Regions from separate parts of the Mus musculus genome. Here region 2 is linked to region 1. The links are chromatin loops, found by intact Hi-C in ENCODE. Cell type or tissue: heart. All regions are shown on one strand. Links, peaks and the distances in the headings refer to the core of each region. The heading gives the core; the rest is flanking DNA.

Region 1 (2,810 bases), core at 202-2,701:
TGTTGCTTCTCAGGGTGACTCGGGAGGACCCTTGGCCTGCGACCAGGATACGGTGTGGTATCAGGTTGGAGTTGTGAGCTGGGGAATAGGCTGTGGTCGCCCCAATCGCCCTGGAGTCTATACCAACATCAGTCATCACTACAACTGGATCCAGTCAACCATGATCCGCAATGGGCTGCTCAGGCCTGACCCAGTCCCCCTGCTACTGTTTCTCACTCTGGCCTGGGCTTCCTCTTTGCTGAGGCCTGCCTGAGCCCACACGTGTACGTCACACCTGTGAGGTCAGGGTGTGTCTCTTTTGTATCTTGCTTGCTAATAAACCTGTTAATATTTTCCTATCTTTCCTTGAACTCTGATGGCCTCCTGTTGAGGCCCCTCCATTTCTCTCAATCCAAGACCTCTATCTAACAGTAACCTCTACAATCCTGACCCACCTACATTAGCCACGTTTTGGTTGCAAACAGTAGCATCCTCTCTGTTTAGTGCAATTACAAAAATCACTATTTGTGGTTGGGTGTGGTGGCACCTGCAACTCCAGAACATGGGAGACGGAGACAGGAGGATCGTGCATCTTCTGCAAGCACCAGTACCCAGGAGAGTGAGGGGTTGTGGTCCCTGCTCCTAACAGCACAGGCTGAGTTCTCTTAGTACATCAAATGGGCGCTCACAGCTACATGGTGGCTCACAACCATCTGTAATGGGATCTGATGCCCTCTTCTGTCATGCAGGCAAACATACAAATAGAACACTCATACATAATAAAATACATAATACATAAATAATTTTTTTAGATGGTGGCAGGGGCTGGGGAAATTGCTCAGTGAGTCTTTCCTGTTTTCTTTTTGAGACATGCTCTGAGGTTCTCTGGCCACCTCTCCTTCCTGGTCCTGGAATCACAGCACCCACAAACCTCATCTTTTGTTGATGAGGGACCAGTACATAGTGTGCCTGGCACTGCACCAACACAGGACGAACGCTCAGACTCCTCGGGACCCGGCCATGCCTCACAGCACCGATCAATCCCCATAGGGGCAAAGCCAAGGAGGTTCACCTTCTGTTCTGTATCGAAGTGTCTAAGATCAGAAGGAGATGGAAGGCAACAAGAGGGACATGAACTGAAGTCCCTAGGAAATTCTAGGAGGTTCCCTGACTAGGCAACCTCACTCTGACCCATCAACCATCCATGTGTAAGCCAGGGCCTGAGGTCATGGGAAAAGCCAAATTCCCTGCTGGGTGACCACATAGATTAGCCTCCTGCATGTCCATCGCTGACCACCAGGGGACAGCCATGGCCTTGCATATTTACATCTAATAGTTAATTTCTGGAAAAGTTGGTGAGGCCACAGGGGCTAAGTGGAAAAGAGGCAGATGGTGGCTCAAGGGAACATGTCAAAAACAAAAGGAAGATCACAGCTACCAAGTGATCCTTATGTGTACGGTCAGGAGCCAATGGCATGCTGCTGAGAGACTGGAAAGGGCAGCCTTCTAAGTAGAGAAGTTTACGGGAAGCAGAGAGCTGGGAGCCTAGGGGTGGGGTGGGGAGGGCAGGCCCCCACAATGGAGAAGATGGTGATCTGGACGGGGCAGATGTCTGAGGAACCCTCAGTGGATGGGATGTTGGTAGTGAGTCGGGCATGGGGATAGATACATTAACTAGAACAGGGCTTTGGAACTTTCTGCACTTTTGACCTTTTGACTATTTTTCCCTGAATGGGGTGGTGTTTTTGTCTGTTTGTTTTAAAGAGATCTATCTGTAAATTTTAATTATGTGTATGCATGTGTCTCCATGTGGAGCTATGTACGTACATTGGAGGACAATTGCGTGCAGAAGCCGGAAAGAGTGTTGGATCTCCAGGACCTGGAGTTACAGGCAGTTTTAAGGAACTGCCATCTGGTGGAAGTGCTGGGAATTGAACTTCCTTGGCTAGAAAAGCAATTATGCCCTAACCACTGGATTATCTTCCCAGGCCCTCAATGGGAAATGATTATGGGACTCTAGTATATGAGTATGTAAAATAGTTGTACAAATGCACTGATAATAGATAGCAAAGAACCATATTTTAAAACAGTTATTTGGTATATGCAAGTTTTACCATTTAAAACTATTTATTCACGTGTGTTTGTGTGTGTTCTTAGGGAGGTCAGGAGGAGGTCTCAGATCCTCTGCAGCTTGTGAGACACTGATGTGGGTTCTGGGGACAGAACTCTGACCCTCTGGAAGGGCAACAAGAATTCCAGCCCCCTTTCACCATTTAAAAATGATTTATTTGTTTATTATGTATTTTATTGTGCACAAGTGTTCTGTTTGCATATATGCCTGCATGACAGAAGAGGGCATCAGATCCCATTATAGAGTGTCATGAGCCCCCATGGTTGCTGAGATTTGAACTTGGGACCTCTGGAAGAGCAGCCAGTATTCTAAACCACTAAGCCATCTCACCAGCCCCCTTTCACCATTTTTAAAAGAGTGCAAATCTGTGTGCTAATTGAGATACTTATTTCTCTACAATCCAAAGATACAACTCCTGTATACCTAACATGCTGAAGAATGACATGGGAAAATATTTTGTTTCCTGTAATTAAACTATTACTTTTCCATAAGAGCAGAGCACATTGTGTGCACAGCAACAACCATTGCAGTTAAGAGCATACAATAGTCTTGAATCTGAGCCCAGGCACTTCAGGCAGCTTTTCTTGATGTTGTGTGGTACAACATGTGCAGGACTCAAAGCACATTGTGTGTTTAGAATGGAGACTACAGTGAGGTCCCAGGATACGGTGTGGACAAGGGCCGCCAGAGGTCCCAGGAT
Region 2 (2,810 bases), core at 113-2,612, 130 kb before region 1:
ATCCCTGACTGTCCTGGAACTCACTTTGTAGACCAGGCTGGCTTTGAACTCAGAAATCCACCTGCCTCTGCCTCCCGAGTGCTGGGATTAAAGGCGTGTGCCACCACACCCAACAGCTCTCTCTTTAGAAAAAAAAATTATATATTTTTAGACAGGGTCTTACTTGTAGCCCTGCTGGACTAGAGCTTGCCATAATAGACCATGTTGGACTGGAACTCACAGTATTCCCCTGCCTCTGCCCCCTGCATGACAGAATTAAAAGTGTTGGCCACCATGCCCACCTTCTAGTTCTCTTTGTCCAGGACCATAAGTCCCATTACTTTCCCCACACCTCCACTGAGAGCTGCGATCCCACTGCAGGCTCCCTGGGAGAGCTTTTTCACAGCTGGAGAAACCAAAGTACTGAAAGTTAGTATAGGGTCACAGTGCCTAAGACCCTGACCCTGGTGAACAAAGAAGCTTCCTGATCTGTCACTACCTGCACATACTTGTTATGTGGCGACAGCAGAGAGACAAGAACAGAAAACTTGGACATGAGGGTGGGTGGCCTTTGCTTGTATTTCCTTGGAAGCACATGATATCAGGTTTGTCCAGCTCAAGGTGTGTGTGTGTGTGTGTGTGTGTAGAGAGAGACATTGGGTGGCATTACCCCAGGACATTTCCCAGGGTGCATTTGAGCCCATCAGAGTGAGGGTAGATGCCAATGCAGACTCAGCAAAAGGAACCCCACAATTCTCAGTTGGATATCCGGGTCTCTCAGCGGTGGCACGTGGTGTTCTGCATGCATGCCTGCTTTCACACTTCCCCTCCCCCACCTCAGAGTCTGCTTGTCTTTCTCACTTCCCGATAATTACACCTTCCTCTCTGAATCACACCTTCCTTGGTCATAGGTCATAAGTAAGACGTTGTGTAGGTGCCATTTGATGCTTTGGGTCTCAAAAGCCTACTGCTATACCATGTCCGTTTCCTCTGTCTGCACCACCACCTGGCCAACTGTGAGAGAGAGGGCTGCCTCAGTGTACTTCAGTGAGAAGTGAGAGGGCTGCCTCGGCTGCCTCAGTGTACGACGCTCACCTTTTTTTTTTTTAAAAAGATTTATTTATTTTATGTATATGGGTACACTGTAGCCGAACAGATGACTGTGAGCCATCATATGGTTGTTGGGAATTGAATTTTTAGGACCTCTGTCTGCTCCAGTCAACTCTGATCACTCAGTTCCTGCTCGCTCCAGCCCAAAGACTTTTATTATTATACATAAGTACACTCACTGTAGCTGTCGTCAGATCCCTTTGTCGGGTGGTTGTGAGCCACCATGTGGTTGCTGGGATTTGAAATCAGGAACTTCAGAAGGGCAGTCAGTGCTCTTACCCGCTGAGCCATATCACCAGTCCCACACTCACCTTCATTGTAACATAAGCTGCTGCTGGCTTGTCATAAGTGCTCACAGCCTGTCGGGGCTAGGGAACACTCAGCCATGGATACCCATGACTTTGTTCATCTAAATTTCTTGAGCTTCCTCTGCCTCAGTTTCCCTACTGGGATGCCACAGTTGGGGAAATATGTGTCCAGCAGTTTTGCAAGTCTTGCCTCTGGGAGGCACAGAGGGTAGCTACCTTTGCTATTTACATCTGCCTCCAGCCTCTAGGGGGTGCTAGAGAACTGTTTCCAGAGAACTCTCGGTGATTTATTGGAATTTGCCATTCTGGACTAGGTTGGTAATTCTGAGAGGTGGAGTCAGTTTGTCTGCTCCAGCCATAAAATTCTTCTGGAGGGGCCTCTCAGGAAGGGCGGCTACTGACCTGGGGCTATGGGTTATGCTGGTTCTTCGTTGCCCCTCCCTCACAGGAGGCCTGGGAAGGAAAGGTTTCACTTTCGAAGGATGAGATGGCTAAACAGAAAGGCCCTGTCCAGTCATTTGCAATCAGACTTCGCCTGGTGGTTGCTACACTGACTGACTTGAGGGGGTGTCAGGGGTGTGGGGACCTCTGGGAAGAAGATCCTGGAGACCCAACAGTAGTTGGTGAGGAACCACCATGACTTGGTTTCAGAGTCCGCTGGTTTGGAGCAGAAAGGTAGGAACTGTATCCTGCCCATTCTCTCGTCCTGCTTCCCCAGACCTCTGACTCTGTCTTCTCTTTCCGCAGGAAAATTACGGCACCAGCTGGGAGCTGCAAATGCCTGTGGGGGTCCCAGTTGCTGCTGGTGTCCTGGCCCTCCTGGCCCTCCTGGCGTTGGCTTACCATTGTCTCAAAGAGGTACCTTCCTTCTCCTGACTCCATGCCTCTGCCCACAGCCATCTCCTTAGAACCTTCTCCTCTCTTTCTCATGACTCTCTCTGTGCCCAGGCCTGGAGGTCCAGATGCCAGCAGCCCTTGCCATGAGGGCTGGAGGTGTCCTCAAACTGGAGAGAGCTACAGCTTGTCTTCATCCACAGCCCGGGTCAGGGCCAGCTGGCGACCCTCTCTTCAGAGCCTCATGGCCCTCTACAGCCTTCCCTACTGTCCCTCTGAAGACCCTACTGGTACCAGGACAGCCCCTCGGCTTTGGGTCTGAAGAGACCTCCGTGTTTCAGAGGAGGTCGTGGTATTGGCCAAGCACCCTGCACCTGTTAATGTGGATGAAGGATTGAATCCATGGGAGGAGGGTAATGTGGGGTGAGGGCTGGATCCTCATCCCTCGGGTGTCAGGCATGAGGGAGGGGACACACTAGCAGAACTGTCTGTTGTCTCTGGGTTGTGGCATCAAGGCTTTCTCTCCCCAGAGTCACCTCAAGAAGTCAAGGCCCTGGTTACTCCATCTTAGCAGTAGCC

What was found. Hi-C counts contacts between places; a loop is a spot of excess contacts. Peaks named below come from ENCODE experiments on the same cell type or tissue, not always from the same donor. Only the 100,000 strongest peaks of a DNase experiment are listed, where the experiment ranks them.
Region 2: a loop joins it to region 1, with 9 times the contacts of the local background. A loop is called at or near these places in 2 of 42 quality-filtered maps.

What each region holds. Positions count from the first base shown.
Region 1 is chr17:23,872,782-23,875,591 of GRCm38, forward strand. Prss21 (protease, serine 21) reads left to right here. Exons shown (of 6, transcript NM_020487.4): 6 at 14-332. The coding sequence ends at 253. Among named protein-coding and RNA genes, the nearest start is that of Prss21, 6.1 kb to the left of the region's middle. In heart, for the core only: CTCF peaks have their summits at 1,271 (motif pointing right) and 1,912 (motif pointing left); a DNase peak (open chromatin) is centred at 1,260; H3K27me3 peaks cover 27 bases.
Region 2 is chr17:23,747,456-23,750,265 of GRCm38, forward strand. It overlaps 9530082P21Rik (RIKEN cDNA 9530082P21 gene), which reads left to right and starts at 1,781. Exons shown (of 3, transcript NR_015472.2): 1 at 1,781-2,255; 2 at 2,346-2,644. In heart, for the core only: a CTCF peak has its summit at 1,637 (motif pointing right); DNase peaks (open chromatin) are centred at 1,766 and 2,516; H3K4me3 peaks cover 583 bases; H3K27me3 peaks cover 1,025 bases.